5 separate regions of the Mus musculus genome follow, and all the other regions are linked to region 5. Evidence: chromatin loops called from intact Hi-C (ENCODE). Cell type or tissue: gastrocnemius. All regions are shown on one strand.

What was found. Peaks named below come from ENCODE experiments on the same cell type or tissue, not always from the same donor. Only the 100,000 strongest peaks of a DNase experiment are listed, where the experiment ranks them.
Region 1: it touches region 5 in a loop (2.7-fold over the local background); 22 of 42 quality-filtered maps call a loop at or near these places.
Region 2: it touches region 5 in a loop (6-fold over the local background); 25 of 42 quality-filtered maps call a loop at or near these places.
Region 3: it touches region 5 in a loop (8-fold over the local background); 25 of 42 quality-filtered maps call a loop at or near these places.
Region 4: it touches region 5 in a loop (2.5-fold over the local background); 5 of 42 quality-filtered maps call a loop at or near these places.

Annotation. Positions count from the first base shown.
Region 1 is chr9:88,359,626-88,364,625 of GRCm38, reverse strand. Nt5e (5' nucleotidase, ecto) reads right to left here. Exons shown (of 9, transcript NM_011851.4): 4 at 993-1,190. Among named protein-coding and RNA genes, the nearest start is that of Nt5e, 35 kb to the right of the region's middle. In gastrocnemius, a CTCF peak has its summit at 2,006; DNase peaks (open chromatin) are centred at 2,256, 2,379, 2,932, 3,180 and 2 more places; H3K27ac peaks cover 1,083 bases.
Region 2 is chr9:88,402,114-88,407,113 of GRCm38, reverse strand. Snx14 (sorting nexin 14) reads left to right here. Exons shown (of 29, transcript NM_001359958.2): 9 at 1,799-1,874; 10 at 2,371-2,415; 11 at 2,523-2,603; 12 at 2,696-2,810; 13 at 3,694-3,849; 14 at 4,846-4,970. Among named protein-coding and RNA genes, the nearest start is that of Snx14, 34 kb to the left of the region's middle. In gastrocnemius, no CTCF peak of the experiment used is centred here; a DNase peak (open chromatin) is centred at 2,850.
Region 3 is chr9:88,395,684-88,400,683 of GRCm38, reverse strand. Snx14 (sorting nexin 14) reads left to right here. Exons shown (of 29, transcript NM_001359958.2): 17 at 2,313-2,445. Among named protein-coding and RNA genes, the nearest start is that of Snx14, 41 kb to the left of the region's middle. In gastrocnemius, a CTCF peak has its summit at 2,033 (motif pointing right); no DNase peak of the experiment used is centred here.
Region 4 is chr9:88,325,477-88,330,476 of GRCm38, reverse strand. Nt5e (5' nucleotidase, ecto) reads right to left here and starts at 2,868. Exons shown (of 9, transcript NM_011851.4): 1 at 2,447-2,868. The coding sequence starts at 2,791. Gm51281 (predicted gene, 51281) reads left to right here and starts at 4,675; the gene lies at 4,675-4,734. In gastrocnemius, a CTCF peak has its summit at 2,760; DNase peaks (open chromatin) are centred at 2,828 and 3,399; H3K4me3 peaks cover 3,188 bases; H3K27ac peaks cover 2,549 bases.
Region 5 is chr9:88,239,505-88,244,504 of GRCm38, reverse strand. No RefSeq gene overlaps it. Among named protein-coding and RNA genes, the nearest start is that of Gm28231, 18 kb to the left of the region's middle. In gastrocnemius, a CTCF peak has its summit at 2,729 (motif pointing left); DNase peaks (open chromatin) are centred at 2,743 and 3,110; H3K4me3 peaks cover 1,097 bases; H3K27ac peaks cover 510 bases.

The sequences.
Region 1 (5,000 bases), 120 kb before region 5:
AAGGCCTGTAATCCGGGCAGATCTCCTAGTGGGTGGGTTCTAGAGAAATGGAGTTTTGCCAGGCTTCCCTGCTGGAGCTTTGCGGTGCTCACATCTGTGCATTTTGGTTGTGGCTATAAAATCCCTTAGGAATGTTTATTTTGTTTGCTGACATTAATACCTGGGTGTATTTTGCCTTGAAGATGCTTTGAGCAGCTCAACATCAACACCTGGATGAGCCCCTGTGAGCCCACCTAGGATGGCACCATGGTCTTGCCATGAGGTTTGGCAGGCTGGACAGGTACAGAGGACCTGCTCAGGGTGTGGTTCCCAGCTTGCTTCCTCTCCAGCTGCTGAGAAGCCTAGGTTGTGAGCACAGACTCTCCTGTGCAGAGTAGGGCCTCACTGCCCATCCTTCTGAGCTGATGATGGTAAACAGCAAAGGGCTAGTAGAAGAGATCGTGACAGTGGGCCCATGCAGCATATGAAAACAGATGGCATAACAATATTCTTTTATTCTGAGTCTCAAAAAAACAAGGTACTTCTTGACAGACATGGGGGTACAATATACCCCCAGCCTAGGCTATATGTGGAGAGGCTGCCTCAAAACAAACAAACAAACAAAAACAGAAAAAAAGCAGTATTTGCTTGTTTCATGAATGAAGACGCTGAGGCCCATACCACACTGTCACTGCCTCTTGTTAGGTGGTCCAGATTTTGAGTGCTACTCTGTCCTATTTGAATTCCTTGTTTTGGTTCTCTTCTCTAGATAGGAGCTGATTGTGGCTTCTGCCCCACAGGACTAAGCTTTTGCAAAGCAAAAGAAGCTGTAGTGCACTGAGCAGACTTGGAAAAAAAAACCATGAGGGTTTGAGAGTGTGGCATTTCTTTATGAGCAAAGAGTAAATGCAAGGGGGAGGCTAAATTCTTCACAAGTGTCACTCACAGTCATTTCCTGAAACAAAACAAACAGAAGAGGGTGGAAGATGTAGCCACCTCTCCCCAGATCTCACCTTCAGGAATGCTGCTGTTGAGAAGAATGGGATTTCCATAGGAAGTGATAACATTGCCTTTATCATCAAACTCAACCTTCAGGTAGCCCAGGTATTTGCCAAAGGCATAGGCCTGGACCACAGGCACCTGCCGTCCATCATCTGCGGTGACTATGAATGGGTACTTCCCCGCAGGCACTTCTTTGGAAGGTGGATTTCCTGAAATAAAAGAAGCAAATTTGATCAGGTCCGCCTTTGCATATGGCAGGCCACTGGCTGAATGACAGCAGATTTTGACTTGGAGATTCACCATCTGCTGCTGTACATGGCTGGTCTTTCAGAGCCCTGTGGGACATTTGTCACTGACTCCAAATGCCCTTTTGGCACATAAGTCCTGCCATTCTCTACTCAGTGGGCATTTACTAAGCTGTTTCTAAGTCTGGGGCATTGTGCCTGGTAGTCTGATGTGGGTCAAACAGAAATAGAACACTGCCAAGATTATCTCTCTTTCATGCAGACTCACTCTCTCTTCCCCCTGGCTGAATGAAAACTAAGCCATTTTGATGTATTTCTGTTTCTGGATAAAACTCTTCTGCCTCTGCTTCCCAAGGGCTAAGATTACAGGTGTGCTACAATACCTGCTAAGCAATATAGGAAGGGAACTCAAGTGAGTGAATTAACAGTTCTCATTCTACGGGGTTGTCCAGACAATTCAGTGTCTTTAGATCCTCAGTGTGTGCCGGCCAGGCATAGTAGGTACACCATTTGTACTGCATGCCTCTTCCCCTTATAAGACGAAGGCATCCTCTAGAAACCTTGCACACACACTCATGGGCCTATAGTTGTTAATGAGGACCAAGGAGGGATGACTGAGCTGTTCCTAGGGTGACCGTGCTTTCTCAGGCAGGGACAGGCTTGCCCTTCACTGCAGGGGATAAGATGTGTAGGGAAGCCTCTACCTTGCTTTGCCAAGACATCCTCTTCTGGGCAGTGTTTGGAAAGCTGCAATTCCCCTAGCTGTCCATAGCGTGGCAGAGAATACCCCAGCCAAGTGGAAAAAAGATTAACAAATTGCAGAAATCTGGCATTCGGCACTTTCTTGGAAATTAAAGGGAGTGGCAAGCCAGACTTCTAGCCTTGGGTCTTTTTATTTTTTTATTTTTATTTTTTTTTCCTTCCTTCCACGGCAATAGCTTAAACAGAATGTTAGAAGTTAGGAACCTGCCATCCCTGTCAGATGCCCCAATTAGCTCAGCATGCACTCTGGCAGGGAGCACCTACTCTCTAGTTCAAAAAGGTCTTGATGTTCCTTTTCTGAGAACAAAAGATACATCAAGGTTATCTCACAAAGACCTAGTCAGGAACAGCAGCTTCCTTTGTGGCTGAGGTAAAAGTGGGTCTGGCTGCTAATCTCCTCCCCCACCCAGGCTGAGTTCCCATCACCCCCCTCCCCCCACTCACTCCCCATACATTTGGCAACCCCATAAAACCACCAGCGGGGGGGGGGGGGGGGGGGGGACAATCCAGACCTTCACATTTTCCACACTGTTCCTTGCTTTCCAGCCAAAGAACTAAACATTTATTACTTTCTGCTGTACTGAGTTATTTTTCTTGGACATGTATTTCCAAGCCTACTTCTGCTCAGATTTTTACCTCTCTTAATCCCCATGATTTTATTTATTTATTTATTTAGAGGAAGCTACACCACTATCACTTTTTGTTAATGCAAGCTTGGGCTCAAAGAGATGATGTAAATAAACTGTTAGTACTGACTGAACCAGGGAACAGACTGAGCCTGGAAGAGTATCAAGCCCTTTTCACAATCTCAAGCCAGATTCCAGTGAAAGAAAAATGAATTCCTGCACGTAAAGACCTCCAACCAGCAGAGCTAAGGCAGCACAAGCTTCCAGCCTGTGAGAAGCTCAGTACTAGGGGCCCGGGGCCCGTGAGTTCTCAGGAGTTGACCAACTTCCCTTATAACAACTCTACTTGGGATTGGATCCCAACTTCAGAGCTGGGCTTTTCAATAGACTCGTTTCATCTTGGAAAGCAACCATTTGAAGACTAGCTTCCACGAACTACTGCTGTGTGCGTGCAAAATGTGGCTTTGCTCTAAAGGACGCGGTGCTGAAGCTGAGCCGGGCAGAGCCTATGTAAAAGGACGAGATCAAGTGGTCACTGGGATGAGGAAAGTCCTTGTCTGACCCAAGAAACACCCAGAGAGATCACTGCCAAGGCCACTGGTCAGACCTCTGCCCTTTGGCTGGTTCTCCAGTGTACACAGGAAACCCTGAATGTCACCAGTTCTTATCAAGCGCCTGGAAACAGTTCCTTGGAGAGTGACTCTCTGTCCTGTGCATGTGACAAATGTTAGGGTTGTTTTGGAAAGGCACGATTATCCAAAGCCCAGCTTTCTTTTCGTGGGGCTTGTGTATGTATGCGTGCGTGCGTGCGTGCGTGCGTGTGTGTGCTGGGGCAGAGGGTTAGGGGGTCTCAGTGTTTATTTCTGGATGGTCACTATATTGTAGACCAGGCTGGCCTCGGACAGTTGCCTGCTTCTGCTTCCCAAGTTCTGGGATTAAAAGTGTTTATCACTATGCTTGGCCCTGTTTTTTTTTTTTTTTTTTTTTTTTGTTTTTTTGTTTTTTTGTTTCTGCTTCTACCTCTCAGGTGCTTGAATTACTGGCCTGTGCCACATCCGCCTTGAAACCTATCTTTTAAAACTGTGGGTCATGACCCACAGTCATAAGGGAGAGTATTGTGACTGAATGGCAGGCTACTGATCATACAGTGACCAAACACCCTACCCCTGCCCGGGATGGATTTTCATCTCAGAGTAATTACCACACACTGCATCTTTTTTCTTTTTCTTTTTCCTTTTTTTTTTTTTTTTTTTTTTTTTTGAGACAGGGTTTCTCTGTATAGCCCTGGCTGTCCTGGAACTTAAGACTTCACGGTAGCCTTGGTTCTGAGCACATATGTGCACTTCGCGCTGCACATGTGTGGTCACACTGGCAGTGACAGTATTGATCAACTCTGAAAAAGCACTGAAGATGCTGAAGTATCAAATATTCAGCTAAGACTTAAGTTTCTACATAAAAATAAGCAAATCTATCTTACTAATATGCAAATTTACTTTTGTCTAAGATAAATGGTAAAAATATATACATACCAACTAATTACCTTAAAATAAGTTTCTTGCGTTGGTGAGATGGCCCAGTGGGGAGAATGCTTGAGATACAAGCCAGAGTTCTATCCCAGGAGCCCACAGTAGAGAGAGAACCAGCTCTCAAGCTAGATGTGGTGGCACGTGCCTGAAACCCCAGCATCCAGGAGATGGAAGCACAAGGACACAAGTTCAAAGTCATCCTTGGCAATCTAGCAACTTCTAGGCCAGGTATAGAACCTGATCTTTAAAAAGGTGCGGCAGGGAGCACATACCACACTGACTGAAAGGACTACGGGTAGTGGCTTCTCTCTTTCCTTGTTACTCTAATACAGCAGTGAGTCTTCTAACCCTGTCCTAGGTAAAGAACACATAGCAGTTTTAGTTCAGCTGCTCTATAATTTATTTTGTGAATTCCCACAAATTTTAATTCTGTAGTCTTAACATAATTGCTGTTCCTTAAATATATGGATAATGTGAAGTTCATACTTAGTAAATGTGTGCTTAGGTCTAGAATCAATCATACTGGAAATAAAGTAATTTGTTTTTAAAATCTGACCAGTCAAATATTTTAAAAGAGTTGTATAAACTCCAGCTTACTGGTGCACGCCTTTAATGATAGCACTTGGGAGGCAGAGGCAGGTGGATCTGAAGACAGAGGTGTGTCTGAAGCCAGCCTGGTCCACACAGCGAGACACTGCCTCAAAAAAAAAAAATTCTGTACTTAGTAACATCCATTTAGCAATACTGCACACCCGCGCCGCATGTGTTAGCCACCCAGGCTAACAAGAGAAGAATATGAAAGCAGCCAGACTGGTCAGGATACGTGAAGTTTCAGCACTTCTGAAGGCTGGCTTCAAAAG
Region 2 (5,000 bases), 160 kb before region 5:
TTGCCTTAGAATTTGTTATTAAAAACTGATTGTAGAAGTCACAGTTAAATAAATGAGGACACTTAATTTTATTTGAAATATTTCTGCTTTATTTTCTTGATGTTCCTTTTTAAAGACATGCATACCATGATTCTTATAGACAGAAACACTTTGAGCATACTTTGCAGACAAGTTTGGTTTTTAAGCTGTCCAGCTGGAAAGAATAATTAGGGGTCCTTCCCTCCATTCCCCCTTCTTCTAGAGAAGTATATGTGGATTTTGCCCATAAGTTACTTCATTACCCTTATCCTGATAGTTCTTAGATTGTTATTTACAGTAAAAGAACAATTTAGAGGGGAAAATTGTGGCTCATTCTTTCCTCTCTCCTCTGTCCGCTCTCCCTCTCTTCCTTTCCGTTCATTGAGACAGGGCCATGCTACATAGTGTTCTCGACCTGCTTTGTCTCCCAATTTAGGGTTGTAGGTCTGTGTCACCATGCTCAGCTCAGTGATGTACTTGCAAATATTTAATCATTAGACGATATAGAAGTGCATGTTGGTAGAGGTATTTTAGTGTTTTGATCAAGCTGTCTAGCTGGATATGCTGCTGTGATCTCATCTATGTAGGTGCCTGAGCAGAGTGCAAATGTGAAAATCCGTCCTGGGAAACATACTGATCCTCCTTCGTAAAGAAATCTTTAGTCTCATTTGTGTTGCCAGTTAAATTGTCCTTAGTCTTAGGGCGCATGCTGTTGGATATACCATACATACACAGTTTTTTGGTGTGTGTGTTAAGGAGCAAACCCGGGACCTTGTACATGCTACTCAGTCTCTCAGCTACATCTCCAGCCTGTAAACGTGAACTTATAAAGCTAGCAAAGATTCGAGAAGGAAAAGTGCTCTGATGTCTTCCTGCTCCCTCCTGTAAGAGAGCGCTCATTTCCTTTAAACAGTGGGCACTTTTAGCAAATGAAGAGCGCAAGTCCAAGTGTGTGATGCTGCAGCAGAAGCATCTAGACACTTGCTGAAAATGCAGAATTGTACGGCCCTTCCTGGTCCTACTGAATTTTAATCTGAGTTTTTTGGATAGATAAGTGTGTACGTAGGGGAGGAGCCTAAACAGCCACATAAGACAAGCGCTCTTCCACTGAACTACACTCCCAGCTCCATCTTTCCTTTCCCCTTCCCCCTCTCCCCCTTTCCCCTTTCCCCTTTCCCCTTCCCCCTCTCCCCCTTTCCCCCTTCCCCCTTCCCCCTTCCCCTTTCCCCTTTTCCCCTTCCCCCTTTCCCCTTCCCCCTTCCCCCTTTCCCCTTCCCCTTCCCCCTTCCCCTTTTCTCTTTCCCCTTCCCCCTCTCCCCCTTCCCCCTTTCCCCTTTCCCCTTTCCCCCTTCCTCCTTCCCCCTCTCCCCCTTCCCCCTTCCCCTTTCCCCTTTCCTTTTTTCTTTCTTTTCTACCTACCTACCTACCTACCTACCTACCTACCTACCTACCTACCTATCTACCTATCTACCTACTTATCTACCTACCTACCTACCTACCTACCTACCTACCTACCTACCTACATGGTTTCATAGTACAGCCTGTAGCTGACCTGGAACTTGCTGTGTAGATCAGGCTGGCCTTGAACTAAGATCCAATTTTTTCTGCCTCTCCAGTGCTGGGGTTAAAGGCGTGCGCTACCATGTCCATCCCCATAGTTTCATTTCCGTGGGGTCTTTAGTTAGTTAAGTGCTTGACAATGAGGAACTTGTGCGGGTCACTGATTACAGAATTATTATTATTAATTATTATTATTAATTATTATTACTTCTGTCTCCAGGTCCCTGACATTACTCATAAGAGAGATTCTGTCTGGTTCTGTGCTTCTTCCTTCTTTGGATTTCCTAGCTGATCCAGTAAGATTACATTTTTTCTTTTCTTTTTCTTTCTTTCTTTCTTTTTTATAAAATACTCTTGAATTACTGTTTAGCCATTTTGTGTGTATAGTACATTGTTTTGAAACATGTGCTTATTTGAGTGACCATCATCATCACCTTCCAAAGTGTTGGTCTTAACAAAACGAAAATCCTGTAAATTCTACACCCATAAACAGTAATTCCTTGGCAGAGGAATGTTTTAGTAGTCCTTTCCTTGCCAAGTCTCAGTAGTAATCCATTCTATGTGTGTGTCACATTTTGCTTATTTATTTGTTCTTGGATGGACACTTTCAACAGTTCTGACTGGTTTGATTGTAGTTCTTTAGGAGTCCCTCTGTAACACACAGATACAGATATTTAGCCAGTCACTGTGCTGTTTATTTTTCTAGCAAACTTGATAATGTGAAAGTTCTGAGAATTTTTGGCAGAACATGACAGTGGGTTATTCTGACCTGTGCTTCTTACGTCCCATTAGGATACTGTCAATCATTTGCTTATCATCTTCATAGACGACAGCCCTGTGAGTATTGAGCGTACTGCGTGCGACACTTGGAACTGCTTTGTTTGAACTGTATGTACCAACTCTAGTGCGAATTTTACTGAATTGATAATTCTGTTTCTTCCAAGCCTGAAAAAGCAACTGAACCAGCTTCCCCTTTGGTTCCATTCCTGCAGAAATTTGCAGAACCTAGAAATAAAAAGCCATCCGTGAGTGTTTTCAGCATTAATGTTTTGGAGATAACAGTTTTAAAATACATTCATGTATCTTTCACTTACTCTTCCTCTCATGTTGCGACAAGGTGCTGAAGTTAGAGCTGAAACAAATCAGAGAACAGCAGGACCTTTTGTTCCGCTTTATGAACTTCCTGAAACAAGAAGGGGCCGTGCACGTCCTGCAGTTCTGTCTGACAGTCGGTGAGGCTTCCTCTGCGTGTCACCAGTGACGTCACCATGCTTGCTAGTGCTGTGGCTGTTTAGAGCAGATCTGCTGTCCAGACGACATTTCATGCTAGATATCTCGGGTGACTGAGCTTCTCCAGCTGTCTAGTCCTTTCTAGGTGGGGCATGACCGTAACATTGCCTGCAGTCAGATTCTAGTAGCAGAAAAGAATCTCTAAAAATCCAGTGTGGTGGTGCTGTGTGAAAGATCTCACAGTCCAAATCAGCACCGCTCGGCCAGCATTCTGTTAGGAGTGCCAAGCTGGAATATCACGGCGCGTTGGATCTGTGAGAAACTTTCCGAGCTGGATTGTCATTATTACTTAGTGAGCAATCAGATTTTACAATCTTGACAGATCTTTGGTATGAGAAACTAATCTAATATGTTCTTTATAGAAAATATTACAAATATGCTTACTAGTCTGTTGTAGCAAATTTGTATTGCTAGCCATGTTTATATATTTTATATTAACATAAAAATCTTGTTGAATTTGGGTTTTTGTTTGTTTTTTTTTGTATCTGTTGTTTTTGTTGTTTTTTGTTTGTTTTTTTGTTTTTTTTCAAGACAGAGTTTCTCTGTGTAGTCCCGGCTGTCCTGGAACTCACTCTGTAGACCAGGCTGGCCTCGAACTCAGAAATCCGCCTGCCTCTGCCTCCCGAGTGCTGGGATTAAAGGCTTGCGCCACCCCTACCTGGCTGAATTTGTTTTTAATTTGAGTATTCTACTCTCAAGTCCTTTTCTAAAAGTTTAAAATAATAATTTGATTATATTTTCTGCTTCTAGTTAGAATAAGAGCGTGAAGTTTTCATGAAAGCATTTATATTAACTTTTTTTCTTAATCTCTCTCTAATTTGTTAGAGGAATTTAATGATAGAATTTTGCGTCCAGAGTTATCAAATGATGAAATGCTATCTCTCCATGAAGAATTGCAGAAGATTTATAAGACCTACTGCTTGGATGAAAGCATTGACAAAATTCGCTTTGATCCCTTCATTGTCGAAGAGATTCAAAGAAGTAAGTCAGAGCGGATAGTGCATGGGTGGTCGGCATTGTTCCCGTCTGCTGCGTTTTCTTCGTGTCTCTTATTCTACTTTAAAAAAAGATTAATTTATACAGTTGTTTGTTTGAGGGAGGAGCCTCTCACTATGTGTCCCTGGGTAGCTTGGAGTTCACTTTATAGACCAGGTTGATCTCAAACTCAGAGACTTGTCCATCTCTGCTTCCCCAGTGCTGGGATTAAAAGCATGAGTCACCACTCCTGGCACTTTTTATTGCTTGAATAATTATTTTCAAGTGCGTGCGTGCGTGCGTGTGTGTGTGTGTGTGTGTGTGTGTGTGTGTGTGTGTGTGTGTGTGTTCGAGTGTGTACATGTGCCCAGGTGCCCTTGAAGGGCAGAGGCTTTAGAGCCCTCTAGTGCTGACGGTTGTGAGCTGCCAACATGGGTTTTGGTAACTGAACTCTGGTCCTTTGCAAGAGCAGTTACCAAGCGCACTCTTGAGCGCTTCACGTATTTTTTAGTCATTCCAGCAGCAGTTAAGATGCTTTAAAAAATACTTAGGACCTTTTATTAACTTTCTTAGTTAAGACTTTTTTTTTTTTTTTTACATATTTTACTGACAAGATTAAAGCTTTGAGAAAGAGAAGTGTTCACTATAAATATAACTGAGGCAGGCATGAAGGTGGATGCCTGTAATCTTAGCCCTTGGAGGTGGAGGCAGGAAGATCATGGGTTCAAGGACAGCCTATCCTACAAGGAAATTCCACTTGAGTCTGGCTGCTTAGTGGGACCCTGACACTCAAAAGAGTCCATAAGATAAAACAACTCACATAACTAATGTTTCTCAGAGCTGGAGGTAAATCTTTCTCATTTCCCATTCTAGTGAGATTTCTTCTGTAGGAGTTTCTATTAAACATAGTTTGTATGTTCATTTCACATAGTGAAATTTAAATGAATATGTTACCTTTCTGTTACTCAGCAATAACTTGTACAATTGGGTTGTTTTAAATAGTTGCTGAAGGCCCATACATAGATGTTGTGAAGCTGCAAACTATGAGGTGTCTTTTTGAAGCATATGAGCACGTCCTTTCCCTGTTGGAGAACGTGTTTACCCCCATGTTCTGCCACAGTGATGAGGTGAGTCAGGCTTCTCCACTTCTTCAGAGT
Region 3 (5,000 bases), 160 kb before region 5:
ATTGTCTGTTTTAATCTAGAGAGTTCACCTCAGGCAACCTAGGTGCAACTAAAAAGGAAAAATATGAAGCACAGTGATGTCCCTGCCTTTATATGAATTATTTAGGATAAATTTTTAAAGTGAATTTTTATTTTGGATTCAGAAACACCCCCTTCCCCGCAACCCCCCTGACTTCTCTCTGTAACCCTGGCTGTCCTGAAACTTGTTCTCTCAACCAGGCTGGCCTTGAGTTCAGAGCTCACCTGCCTCTCAAGTGCTGGGATGAAAAGTGTGCACCACCACTGCCCGGCTCTTAGGGGTATTTTTGAAATAGCATGCACTTATGAAATAAAATGTTCTGATAATATTAAGATATTTTTATTATTTATCTACCAGTATCTTTTAAGAGTTGTTAACTCCCTTTAAGGGATAAGGAGGGCTGCTGAATAATTTTTAGAATTCTTTGTAATTAAAGAATTGTGGGCTTTACTTTTTACTTATTTATTTTGCCCCAAGTAAATATAATGGTGTTTCTGTGGATTGAGGCATAATCACAAATGAGACTTTTGAAAAAAGCTGTAGTCCAAAACCTATATTGTTTTATAGACTCTAAATTCTAGAGACTGGAATGGCTATGTAAGGTCTAGAGATTTTAGTATTTTTATTTTCATCTGGAAATATGTTCATCAGAGCTTATAATATCTAAAACTGTTACTTTAAAAAAAACTGCATGCTTGCTTTTTAACTGTATGTTTGTTTAGATAAAAATAGTCTAGTTTGTTTCTAGTACTATTTACCACTTACTAATAGTTTTCTAGCTTTAAAATAAGTTTGATTTGTTCCAAAGACAATGCATGAAATAATCTTGTTACAGTAAACATGGTACCTTTGAAACGTGATCCATGTTTTTTATATCTCCAGTTGTTGAATTATTTCAGTAGATACATTTTTCATATAGGAATAATAGCTCCATTGAGTTAGATATCCTAAGAAAATGGTTAAGTTTTACAATAGTCTCTTGTTGGGTCTTTGGTGGTGGTAGTACTCAAATTTTAAATTAGATAAAAGTTACAGTTTGGTTTACTGAAACAGAGCATTTGGCTCTAATGGGTTGCATTTTTGCTGCTTTTGGTCTTTCTTCTTTCTTTTTAGCTACTTCTGCTTTTGGAAATTGACTTTTGAAAAATTTGTAAAACTAGTGTTTAATGTTTATGGCAGAGCTAGCTGCCTCCTCAGCACTCTGCCTGCTTTTCTTCTTCCCATCACTGCTAACCATTCTCCCCGACATGCATGCATCCGTCTGTCTGTCTGCCTGTCTATCTTGCTTCCTTCCCTTCCTTCTTTCCTTTCTTCCTCCCTCCCTCCCTTCCTCCCTCCCTCCCTTCCTCCCTCCCTCCCTCCCTTCCTCCCTCCCTCCCTCTCTTCCTTCCCTCACTCTCTCCCTCCCTCCATCTCCCTTCCTTTCTCTTCTCTCTCTCTCCTTCCTTCCTTCCTTCCTTCCTTCCTTCCTTCCTTCCTTCCTTCTTTCTCTCTTTCTTTCTTTCTTTTCATTTTTTGTATAACTTTGACATTAAGTGCATTTGTTTTATACCTGATTCCCTTTGGAATGTGAGACTATAAAAATGAATTTACTTTAGCATTTGTCATAGAGGTAAATTATTTTTTCATTAACCTTTATCTGAAAAATGTAATGGGGAGATCATAGTTTTATAATTTTATACTGTATTATTTTAGTGATTTAGCACTTTAAGTCATTGGTTCTCAACCTGTGGACTACGACCCCTTTGACAAGCCTCTATCTCCAAAAATATTTACATTACAGTTCATAAGGGTAGCATAGTTACAGTTATGAAGTACAAATGGAAATAATTTAAGATGGGGGGTCAGCACAACATAAGAAACTGTATTAAAGAGTCGCAGCATTAGGAAGGTTGAGAACCACTACTCTCAATAGATGTACAGTTTTTAAAAGTTGACAGATTCATGCATATGTACATTTTTTCAAAATTCTGTGGTAATGAAAACTATATACCACTAGGGGGCTATCATCTTTCAAAAATTTTTGTTCAGTTAAGCTTTTGAAGTTAGCATTAGCTAAATTTCAAATGTTTGTCAGTAAACTTTGTCTCATGTATTGATACAGAGAATTTAAATGTTCTGACTGTTTTGACTCCTGGATGTTGAGACTTAATCAGTAACTGAAAACTCCAAGCTTTGTTAATCTTCCTCCAACTTTCCCTTTCATAGCTAGGTAGCTTTTTCTTTGGCATTGCCTATAGTAGTCGGTGCTGGTAATTTGCTATGTACCTGATGCGTATTTGTTTAATATTTAGAAGCACACAAAAAAGAGGAGAATCGTTTGGAATCAGCAGAATAGGTAGCAAAATTAAAGGCGTATTCAAGAGTACGACAATGGAGGGAGCTGTGCTGCCTAATTACGGGGTGGCTGAAGGCGAAGATGACTTTGTAAGTGAAAACATTAAGTATAACCTACGTACAGTTTTCTGGTTAAAATGCATTAAGTGTGGGGTCTGCTAGCTTATATTCTCTATCTTTTATTTTCTCCCTTCAGACTTCCTTTATATGTAAATGTTCATTCTTATGACTAGTTTTGTAGTTTCATTGTACTAACCCCATACCTTAAATACCTTTCCTTAGACCCACCTTGATGCATCCTAAGGAAAATAAGCCCAGGCATTTCTAGTAGTCAGATAACTTACTGTGTGTGTGTATGTTTTTATGGATGTAGGGGTGTGTGTGTGTGTGTGTGTGTGTGTATGTTTGTGTAGATGTAGGTGCGTGTGTGTACACATGTGTGGAAGCTGGAGGACTAAGGAAACTGCCATTCATCAGGTATGGTGCACCGTTTTGCTTTGTTTTGTTTTGTTTTCTGTCCTAAGAGTGTGTGTACATGGTATATATGTTTCCACATGTCAAAGGACAACTTGGCAGGAGTAAGTTCTCTCCTGCTACCATGAAGGTCCTGGTCATCACCTGGCTTAGAAGCAAGCACCTTTACTAAGCCATCTTGCTGGCCTTATTTGTTTGTTTGTTTGTTTGTTACGTATTTGAGACAAAGTCTCTCAATGGCCTGGAGCTCATCAAGTAGATTAGGCTGATATGCCATTGAGACCCAAGGATCTGCGAATGTCTTCCTCCCTAGTGTGGCGACTATCAGCCTGCACTACTGTGCACAACTTTTTTTTTTTTTTAAATAGGATTTGGCAGCCTGACATAGTAGTCCATACCTTTTATCCCAGTTTTTGGAAGGCAGAGGAAGGGAAATCTCTCTGTAAGTTTGAGACTATCCTGGGTGTATATAGTGAGTTCCAGGACAAACAGAGCTACATAGTGAAGCCCTGTCTCAAAACAAACAGAAAAATCAATCAGGGTCTGTCTTACTATGTAGCCCTGGCTGGCCTGGTACTCACTATGTAGAGCCAGGCTGGCTTTGCCTGGCTTCCAAGCATAGGCGACCACACCTGGTTCACAGGTCTTTTAAACAGGTTCTGCTGATTCAACTCAGGTCCTTTTGTTTGCAAGGCAGGTACTTCCTTGAAAGAGGTATCTTGCTAGCCCTTTACTGTCTTTTCACTGGGCGTTTGTTTCAGTCCAGATGTTATCTCTTTCCAGCCTTATGCTTCAGGGATGTTTGTATAGTTATGAGAAGCCTTAATTTCCCATGGCTTAGACTGTGGAACTTTAGGCGCTCAGGTCTCATCCTAGACCTGTTTGACAGGACACCTTGGTTACGTGCATTTGTATTTCTCTCCTCATGCTTTCGTGCCTTTCTGCGTCTTTGCACACACAGTTCTGCTTCATGGTCCTTTTCTGCTGTTCTCTACACAGAAAACTTCACAGTTACCTTTTAAAATTCACCTGATGTTCATTAACCTTTACTTGAGCTACTAATAGATCTGAGCATTTTCTTTCTTTGTGCCCTTAATAATATGATTGTTATTATTTTTGAATATATTATTTAATTAACACATGACAATTTTACATATTTATACTATAGAGTATAAGCAATATATATATGTATAAATGATCCACGTGTGTAGAGGCCAGAGCACTAAGTAAGGTGCCACTTATCAGCCATGGTGCACCTCTATGATCAGGCTAATTGGTATGTCTGGTTCTGTGTGTGTGTGTGTGTGTGTGTGTGGTTTTTCAAGACAGGGTTTCTCTGTGCAGCCTTGGCTGTCCTGGAACTCACTTTGTAGACCAGGCTGGCCTTGAACTCAGAAATCCGCCTGCCTCTGCTGGAAATAAAGGCATGTACCACCATACCCTGCTTAAAAGTAACTTTTATTCACCTGATTTAATTTCATTGTCATCTCTGAGTCTTAGTGCCTCCATCTGCTAACCTAGGCCTAGGCCTGGAAACTTCCAACCTCTGTACAATCTAATCCAGGCCTAGAATGGTTTCAGCCTCTGAGACTTACTGCTCAATAAACTCACCCTTTCTAGTTCTTTCTGAACTCTGGTTGGCTGGTCAACTCATCTGTTCTGATTCAAAACTCCTCTCCAAGCTGACTGATTCAAGTTGGTTTCTCTCAGCTTCTGACTGAAATGCTCTGCTTGGCCTCATATTAACTTTGGCAATCTGTTCTAATCTTCTGACTCTTTCTTATATTCTGTCTTCTCCTGTGTCTAGCCTGTGTTGTCTGCTACCTGGCTCTTTAAAACTGTCACAGTAAAACTTCCCCCTTCTCTGCATGGCTCCCTTAAGTAGCTTCCCTTTCTTCTCTGTTCTTGTGAGAGTTGGACATAGCCTCTCTGTCAAATCTTTCTCTGATTCGTTACTTTGCCTGCCACTCAATTAGACATCACTTTCAAACATGGGTGCTTCCTCCTACAAACGAACTTTCCCTTCATTGTTTGGGGTTAAAGGTGCATACTAAAGGCGTGTCTATATACCATCCAGAGAAGCCATGCTGCTACTCTGCTAATAGCCTAGGTATGATGGTATCCACCTGTAATCTCGGCAAAATTTGCACACACAGCCCTAAAGCAGGAGG
Region 4 (5,000 bases), 86 kb before region 5:
TCCTCATCCCTCAGGGCGCATTAGTCTTTCCACTAGGATAGACAGCTACACTCCCTGGCTGCTTCTGTCATCTCTCAGTTTCTGCCTAGCAGCAGAACCTAAGGGGGTCTTCAAGTTCATCCTGGTCCTCCATAGCCACCAGAACAACTCTCTCATGAGTGTGGCAGGTCTAGAGAGTACAAAATGTCTTGGAGGCTCCTGCTCTAATTTCCGAGGCTACACTGGCTTCCATGGATGGGGAACTGGAGATACCCCTCTACAGCAGCTGTTCACTCTGATCTGGGTTTCCAGCATCGCAGAATCAAGACACAGCAGGGAACTGAGACAAGGAATTTTTTATAGTAGAAGATCACTAGGCTCCCAAGGCTTAGTAAAATACAAGCAACACAACAGTGTAAACCTCTGTGAGATACAAAGGCTGCAGAGCGGAACCAAATGCTACAGCCGTGAAAGCTATGGTCCACGAAGGCCAAATCATGTGTATTGAACCCCACCCACGACTCACCCCACCCATATGTTCTAAAGACCTCTCTGAAAAGTGGAGCTATAGATTCTGTTATCCCCTCTCCTCCCACTCTTGACACCGGCCAGTGTAGCTTATTTTTCCTCAGGCCCCACTTCAATGACTTGGATAGACATTTGTAAGAAAGCAATTCCATCCCACAAAAAGTATTCTAAACATTCAAGGGTGATGGGTTCCAACTTGTAGTACATTGTTGTGGCCCCATCCTGTCTTAAAGAGGGACGCATTTTTACTAAGGAATATTTACCCACATGAGAAGAAAAAGAGTGTTCGAAAAAGAAAATGCTGTAAAGTTGTGGCTTATATGTGAAATCAAAGCAAACCCAGACGTTGTTTATCCACCCTTCTGAGAGGAAGTAGAGACGTGAGCTAGTTAACAATCCGAATATGTAAATGTTTGTATTGCCGTTACCACTTGCAAAGCTTCGAGTAGGTCTAGCTGTGGAAAAAGAAAGCTGAGAGACTGCAGAGTTCTTGAGGTCGGAATTTCTTTTGCCAAGCTGCTGCTGAGCATGATGGCCCTCCCCAGACAACTCTGTAGGCTTAAGGACTGTTAGAGCCGTTCTTGCATTGAGAGTCTCTAAGCCAATATTCAGTAGGAAGGGAGCTCTCACCCTTCTCTGACCTCTGAGCTGTTCCTGTACACAGTGGGTAGTCTGCTGTCTGCACCTTACTTTCCCTCCCACACCCTCTGGTTTCACAGAGTTCTGAGAACTCGCCCTGCTATTTCTCTTGCTAAGCCCTTATGATTGTTGTTGTTGTCTCTGATTTTTTCCCCAGAACAGGGCAGAATCTTTTACCGGAGGCATCCACACTGGGTTGAATGTGAGTGGTGGCTCAATTAATTTTTACGTCTCAGTTACATCTCAGTTATGTTTTATTTGATTATTCTTTATCCCTTCTCAACAAGCAAGGCATCACCTCCAACAGAGTGTTGGGAAGTGAGGACTAATCTCTCTCTCTCTCTCTCTCTCTCTCTCTCTCTCTCTCTCTCTCTCTCTCTCTCTCTCTCATGCTAGGCTGGCCTCTCTTTTGTAACCAAGGATGACTCTGAACTTTGGATCTTTCAACCTTTACCAGGATTGCCCTGCAAGCCTAGTTTGGGCGATGCCAGGGATCAAATCCAGGGCCTTTGGAATTCTAAGAAAGTACTCTAACAATGGAGCTGCATCCCCAGCCCCCTTATCTCTCCAGTTAGGCTCTTTCGGAATCTCTACAGCCAATCGGTTTTTATTGAGCCCCTGAAATCCCAGCTTTTCCGCGTTTGGGTTCTCTCTGACTTTTTTTTTTTTAACTTGCTCTTTTGAGGCAGTGCCTGGGAGCAACAAGAACTAACAGTTACAGAGATTATATTATTATATTATGTGCACAACAGTGCTTTGAGGTCAACATTCTTCTTCGCATTTCATAGCAGATTTGGCCACCGAGGTCTAATAAATAACTAGTATAAGGTCACAGAAAAGTAACTGACCTGTAAATCGACCTAAGGAGGTGAGCTCATTGTGCTCGGACTTCAGAGCCAATCGGATGTGTTTTCCTCCTTGGGGGCTGGTGACCTGAATAATTTTTGACCCGATTTCCTTTCAGTAAAGTAAGGATGAAGAATTGTTTGGAAGACAGAGCAGATGGGAGAGGTGGAGGAGACTGGGATGGGTCTCCAGCCCTTGATAATTTTCAGTGCTCGAGCTGAAGCACCTGTAGGCAGTAGGGTCCCTCTTCTAATTGTCTCAGTTCGCTACGGGACCCCAATAACATCAGTTTAAGAAAATAATCTAAGAGACGCCCTCACTTAGTGAATGAATCCTTAGGTGGCCTGGGTCGAGTTCCACCTGTACATCTCTGAGCACTATCAGACCACTAGCGAGTTCTCCAGCCTTTCTCTCTCTGGGTCTGGGACTCCTACCCCGGGAACTTTCTCCTTACCATAGCATCGTAGCCCAGGATGTTCATGAAGTGTGCCACTTCAAGGCCTTTGTAAACGGTGAACCAGATGGTGCCCTGGTACTGGTCTCCGGCATCCAAAAACAGCACGTTGGGTTCTTCCTTGCGGATCTGCTGCACCTTGGTAAAGAGCCGGGCCACGCCGCCCACACACAGGCTGGCGTTGAGGCACTTGGTGGAGTCATCGCTGGTCTGCTCTAGCCGGCTGTGCACGTCGTTTGTGTGCAGGATCGTGAGCTCCCAGGCACTGGCTGCGGGCCACTGTGGTAGTAGAGCGCTCAGTGCGAGAAGCAGCCACTTGGGTACCTTAGCGGCCGCGGGACGCATGGCTGGCTAGAGCGCGTTGAGCGGGTGGACTGGCCCTGAGCCCAGTGAGCACCGGCCACCGGGGCCTCTACTAAACTGCGGAGTAGAGGAGGGCGGGGCGGGGACAGACCCGCCTCTTCCAGCCCCAGGCCCTCCCGCTTGCAGACACACTCCCCGAGTCACCCGATGCGACCCTGGCACCCGAGGCACCCGGGAGCCTCTGGCCCAGCACACGCAGCCCGCAGGGAACAGAGAGGAGGTTGTTCGCCTGGTGAGCGAGCAGGTCCGAGAGGCTGGGTGCCGCAGTCCCCGGGCGGGCGGCGGTGACAACTGCAGGGGCAGCGTTCCGGATCCTCACTCTCTATTACACCGATTTCTCCAGAAGAGTGTACAGCGGCTTGTGTTGCTCGGTGGCTCGGTCGCCGAAAAAGAAGGGGCTGGGGCGGGGGGGGTGGGGGGGGGAAGGAAAGGAAGACAAACGTGGGAGTGAGAGGGGTCCAGAGCCCGCCTGAGAGGTGCGCTGGAAGGTTGCTTCGGTGGGACCGGGACACACCGGCCGAGACGCTACTTAGGTTTGAGGACGCAACCGCTCCACGTATTCGAGCTGGAATCTCAGGAGCAAAGCAATCTTTGGGACCCTCAGCGGTGGCATAGGGCCAGCTCTGAAAGCTAAGGCGGATCCTAGCGGGTAAACCTGACAGCTACTCTGGGGCGCTCCTCCCTTACCTTTTGTGGTGTGTGTGTGTTTGTGTGTGTGTGTGTTTGTGTGTGTGTGTGTGTGTGTGTGTGTTTGTGTAAAGCTTTTAGCAGTAATAGTGGGGATCCATATTTGTTATGAACAAATCATTAAATATAAATCGCCACAGCACAAATTCCCTGTCTAATGGATTAACCCCTGTGTTTGAATGAAGTATAGTCAACACGCTAGTAGTTCTGAGAAAGGAAAGAGTATTGGTGAGGTTCCCGTGTGTTCTGGTCATTATAGAAGTTATCTAATGCCCACACAATTCCAGAATGCACCAGGTCTGCATTGTTACACACACACACACACACACACACACACACACACACACACTACATTGGGGCATACCTGTAATCCTAGCACTCAGGAGACTGAGTTGAGAGTTGAAAGTATGGGGTACATAGTGAGGCCCTATCTCACCCACAACCAAGTTGCTTTTCAATTGCAATAAAATATACATCATATATACAGGATGTGCATTACCGCGTACTGTCCTAAGTTTACAGATATTTGCCATCATTCATTTCCCAGAACATTTTTATCTTTCCAAGATTGCATTGTAAACTCATTAAACAGTGACTCCCACACAACACGGTGGCAATCACCTATAATTACAGTTCTTGGGAGTCCCGGCAGGAAAACAGTCTGGTCATGTAGTGAGTTAGTGAAGCCTGCCTCAACAACAGCAGCAGCAACAACAACAACACAAACAAACTAAACTACCAACTAACCAAAACCACCTCTCCATTTCCTTCCTTTCCAGCCTCTGGCAGTCAACATTGCATTACCAGTTTGTATAGATTTGATCATTCTAAGGACCTCATAGTTGTTCTTTTCTGACGGAATTTGTTTTACTTGGTGCAATGCCTTCAAGACTCAGTGTGTCAGCATTTCCTTTCTTTCAAAAGCCAACACTTCACACTAGGTGTGTATTTGAATGCTCACATTCATAGCAGCTTATTCATAAGGTATGAAACCAGAATCAGACCAGGGTTCACGGCTGATGAAATAGTTTAGTTGGGAGGTGAAGTAAGGACCTGCTATGTTGCTTGTTCTCACATGCAACGAAAAGTCTCTGTACATCTTCACCAACTCTATTTTTTTTTTGTCTTAAATGATAGTCACCTTATGGCACATGTGATATCTCACTGTAGTTTCTATGTGTGTTTCCCAGTTGGTTTGAAAGATGGTCAGCATGTCAAACCAACTGGGAAACACAAATAGAAACTTATGGACCATTTGTGTCCTTTCTTGTAGACATTTCCTTTAAATTTTTTTTTATTAGTTTGGTGGTGATGGCACATACCTTTAATCCCAGTGCTTGTGAGGCAAAGGCAAGCAAATCTCTGAGTTTGAGGGTAGCCTGGTCTACAGAATGAGTAACAGGATAGCCAGGGCTACACAGAGAAACCCTGTCTCAAAAAAGGGAGGGGGGGAAAGCCCCAATTGAAAAAAATGCATTTATTTATTAATTTCGCTCGTGTGTAT
Region 5 (5,000 bases):
TGATCTTGTCTTGAGAATTCGAAACCTTCTACCTGCAGAAGGTCCTGTAGCCTTAGACTATAGGATTAACGTTTCTTCTGATAAGAACCTGTTCAGCTAATATCTGAGGTTCTTGCAATGCTTCCCCATGCTAATAAGGCATTTTGGTACCTAAGCCTTTAGCCAAAACCCTTTGCCCATCCTGGATGTTCCTACCCCCAGTTCCCTAAATTATGTAAGCCTTGAATTGCCCCAAGTAAAGTTGATCTGACTCCCTGAAGCTGCTCCTGGTGAGGGGTGGTCATTCACCGTAGGTTCTCACAGGGCTCCCCTCTCTTCATCTCTGTTCCCCTTATCTTCGGAGACTACATCGGCTGAAAGGAATGGGATGGAGGGATAGAGGGGTGGTTCTGGTAGTTACTAAACTGCACCAATGGGAGAAAGGGGTATACCCAAGCCAGCATCCTCTTAGTGCACTTCCAGCCTTAGGTCTCCCATCTCTAAGTGATAAAGTTGTTATTTTTGCTGTGGCTTAGTTTTTCTCTTTCCTGGAAGCTGAATTCTTTTTCCATGCCAAGGAACAAGCTCTGCAAAATCCTAGATAACTACCAGTACCTTGCTTGTTCTAGAGTTAATATCACAGTGAGAAATCACTCTGCACCCTTAAGAGATTAGTACAGAAAAATATCTTTACTATATCTCATAAAAGGCTCTGCTTAATACCCAAAGAGGAGCCTACCTTAATCAGAAGATTTTACAAACTTATGTAGACTGAGTCTTATGCATTCCGCATACACTGCCATCCTTAAATCTCTTTCAGGCGCTGTTACACTCTGAAGAGTTTAAAAAGAGACAGGAGGGTGCAAGTTTAGTCACGTCAGCAAAGGGGAGACGTGCACAGCAAAGGTGTCACCATCAGAATTATTTCTTAAGTACACCAGTGTTGTTCTTTTCAAATAGTGGATACCCACAGTCATCTCGACCACCGGGCACAATTGTTTTTCCTGATAAGAGCTCAGGGGACGAAATGGCAGGCCATGACTTCGTGGTGGCTGTGACCCAGCGCTGCCCCAGGAAGTGTCCCTTAGAGGCATATACTTTAATGTGGGAAAGGACCTAATGACTAGTTGTAATTCAGGCTTGTCTCCTTTTGTTATGGAAATGTAGCCCTATTGAGGGGATGGTAGTCAATTTTGGTGAGCAAACATTAACAGAAATGTTCTCAATAACCCCAAACTTTAATTTTGGTACAAAAATGCTCATTCCTACAGTTCCTAACAGGTCAATATGCACAGCACTTTGAAAATTATCCATGAATATGTGCTTAAACTAAGTGATAAAGCTTGAGTTACCCCCAACACAGGCTGCTAGCAGAGGCCAAACAAACACTCCATCTCCTTTCAGTCCCCTGCTATAAATGAAGGGCCCTCTCTGGTCTGCTTAGTTTCTGCTTTCAAAGGGTGATTTTGCTGTTCAAAATGCTCTCTAAGCACCGTTCTGAAATACTGTATAGTGCTTGACTTAGAAGAAACTCATGATGTGTCTTACCAAGAAAATGTGTATTCATCCAGCTTCAGGCACGACCTTGATGGCATCGGATGAGCTTGATGTCTATGGATCATTGCTATAGATTAAATAAGGTGTTTCCACACTGCAGCAACCAACACTTCCAACCGGAAGGCTCTGGTTGGCCTGTTAATGGCAGCACCAGGAGCAGAGGCTCCTAGGAACTTACTTTGTGTTCAGAGAGCAATGACTCAGTCTTCGCCAACAGTACTTGAGACACTTTCGAGACTGTGAAAGAATTTACCGTTCTTTGAACATTCCCAGGGCTAGTTTGGGTGTGTGCCCGAGGGTGATCTCTTTGGCACATTTTGCCCAACTCCACTATTCGACAGTCACTTTTCATCTTTGAAGTCACAATTAATCGATTGATTTGCTCCTTAGCTTAGGGTGTGCTTCATCAGTAGCTCATGATGGCACATATTCACATGATTAGTTTCATTTGACAGGCGTAATTCTGAGAGGAAACCAAATCTCAACAGGGCAGGATGTGTTGGTGAGGAAGGGAGTGACAGCCTCTTCCATTCTCCTTTGATGAGCAGGTCTGGTGAGGAAAAGGAGAGGGACAACTAGACAAGGTATTCCTGTCTATTTCCTGTCTTCCTCTTTTTAAAAAAAATTTTTAAAAATTGGATAAAAGTTCATTTTCTTCTGTCACTTTTGGAAATGACTGGTTTTTGTAGCTTAAATGTTTGAGTACAAGTTACATTTTATATATATACATATATATACACACACACACACATATATGTATGTATGTATGTATTTATGTATGAATATATACTATATTCACACACACACATATGAATGAACTGGCAACCATGTGATCAAACTGATAAATAATTTATTAAAAATAATTTTATCAGTTGTAAACTGTTTTTCGCTTGCTTTTCTCAAGCCTTAGTAATATTTTGATCACAACTGAAGTGCCCAAGATGAGGGCTTAAAACTATCCCAAAGATTCATGAATACAGCAGGACTGCTAAGAGACTGCCATAGTCCAGTCCAGAGGGCAGACATTAAGCAGCCTTGAAATCTCCCGCCACAAAATCAGGAAACACGTGTCCAGGCTTGTGTTCTCTGAGTTTTCCTTCTAGCTTAGGAAGGTTACCCCAGTGGTGCCTCAATACGAAGCAGTCGACAGGTAACTCTTACTCTTTTTACTAGACATTATCCCCCTCTGCTGGTTTCTTGGTGTATTTGCACGGTGAGCTGAATTTAGCCCAGGGCAGACCTTCCTCTGTCCGGTGCACGCATTGGCACATGGGAGTGCTACAGCGCATGTGTGGATTTCCGAGGACAACTTTAGGAAGTTGTTTGTCTCCTGTATTGTAGGTCGTCGGGCTTGTTCTCAGGTTGTCAGACTTAGTGGCTATGTCTTTACCTGCTGAGCTATCTTGCTGGCCCTGATATTTTAGAAGATTTTAAATTTAATTTTTTGACGAGTTCATAAATGTATTCAGTATCGTGATCATATCCACCTCAGATCCCTGCCTCCGACTCTCCCTGACCCCCAACACACCCTTTCACCTTCACATCTTCTTCTTTAGAGATATTTATCGCTAGTGTATGTGATGAGAGTGTGGACCCAGACCCACAGTGCCCCCCTCCACCCCCAGCCTTGCCCAGTACCCCTGTCTCCCCTCCTTACAACCCCCCCTCCCGTCCCTCCGGCCCCTGTGGAAAACATAAGACAACTTTATGGAGTTAATTCGCTCCTTCACATTTCAATGGGGCTGGGGATTGCATGCAAATCTCTAGGTTTTTGTGGCAAGTGACATTATCCAGTTCACCAGCTTCTCCTCCTCTTTCTCCTCCTCCTTGTTCTCCTTCTTTCTTCTCTTTCCCCCTTCTCCTTCGACTCAGTGAGTGCTGTTGTACACATGCATGAGTGTGGGGCCATCCACCACAGCCCACACCCTTGAAGAAAAATTTCCCTCTTTACCCAGCAGCCATCAATTTCGAGCAGTACCTTAGCTAAGGTCTATTCTTAGCCGTTCTTAGCTAAGAGCACAGCTCTCCTCTTGTTGGAATGTTGATTGGCTGGAGTAGGTGCTGTGCAAATGACCCTAGCTGCCTCATCTGGGAGAGCGAGACAAAGAAAACCTGGGCTTAGTGTCAGGGACTGTGGGGGTGGAGGAGTGACCCCTTCAGGAGGATATACTGAGAGCTAGCTCTCCTTAGTGGAGGGCAGAGTCTGATACTGGGAGCCCAGAGTGAGACTGGGACAGTCACTGTACTGAGGAGAGGAGCAGAAAGACTCTTCTTTAGCGATTAGCCAACTGCATGGCTTTCTTTTTCTTTCCTTTTCAAAATTTAAATTTATTAATTTGTATATTCATTCACTTTACATCCCAATATCAGCTCCCCCTCCTCCCTCTCATGCAGATCCTCCTCCCGGATTCCACCCTCTTTCTCCTTTGCAAGGTGGAGCCTCCTTCTTGGTGTTAGCTTCCCACGATAGATACACGACCCCCCTTCCCCCACTCCAGCAATCAAGTCCTGTGGGACTAGGGGCATCCTCTCCCACTGAAGCCAGGCAAAGCAGTCCATTTAGGGAAATGGGATCCACAGACAGGCAGGCAACAGACAGCCCTTACTCCAGTTGTTGGGGGACCCACATGAAGACCAAGCTGCTCATCTGCTACATATCTGCAGAGGTCCTCGGTCCAGCCTGTGCCTGCTCATTGGTTGGTGATTCAGACTCTGGAAACTTCCAAGGATACAGGTTAGTGACTGTGTTGGTCTTCCTGTGGGGTTCCTGTCCTCTTCCAGTCTCTTGGTCCTTCTTGAACTCTTCCACAGGACTCCCTGAGCTCCATCTAATGTTTGGGTGTGAGTCTCTGCATTTGTTTCCATTGGCTGCTCTGTGGAGCCTCTCAGAGGTCCGTTATGCTAGGCTCCTGTCTGCAAGCATAACTTGCAGTATCATTAATCGTGTCAGGGATTGGTTCTTGCCCATGGAATGGGTCTCAATTTGGGGCCATCACGTTTTGGGTCAAAGTTTTTGTGGTTAGGTTGCTGTCTTTACACCCCTATTGGTAGTCCTGCCTGGCTAGAGGAAGTGGCCACTTCTGGATCCATATCCTCCACTGCTAGTAGTTTCAGTTAGAGTCACCTCCATATATCCCCTAGGGCCTCCACCCATCTCAGGTCTCTGGCATGTCCTAGAATCCATCTCCCCCAATTTCCCTTCTCTCTTCCCTGATCTCCTTATATCTCTGCCTCTTATCCTGCTCCCCTCTCCATCCCCTTCCCCACCCAGTTCCACCAACCTCTGATACTTAGTTCTTTCCCCTTTTGAGAAAGACTTGGCCATCCTCCTTTGTGCTGTCCTTGTTATTTGGCTTCTTTGGGTCTGTTGATTATAGCATAGTTATCCTGTACTTTATGGCTAATATCCACTTATAAGTGAGTACATACCATGCATGTCCTTTTGGGTCTGGGTTACCTCACTC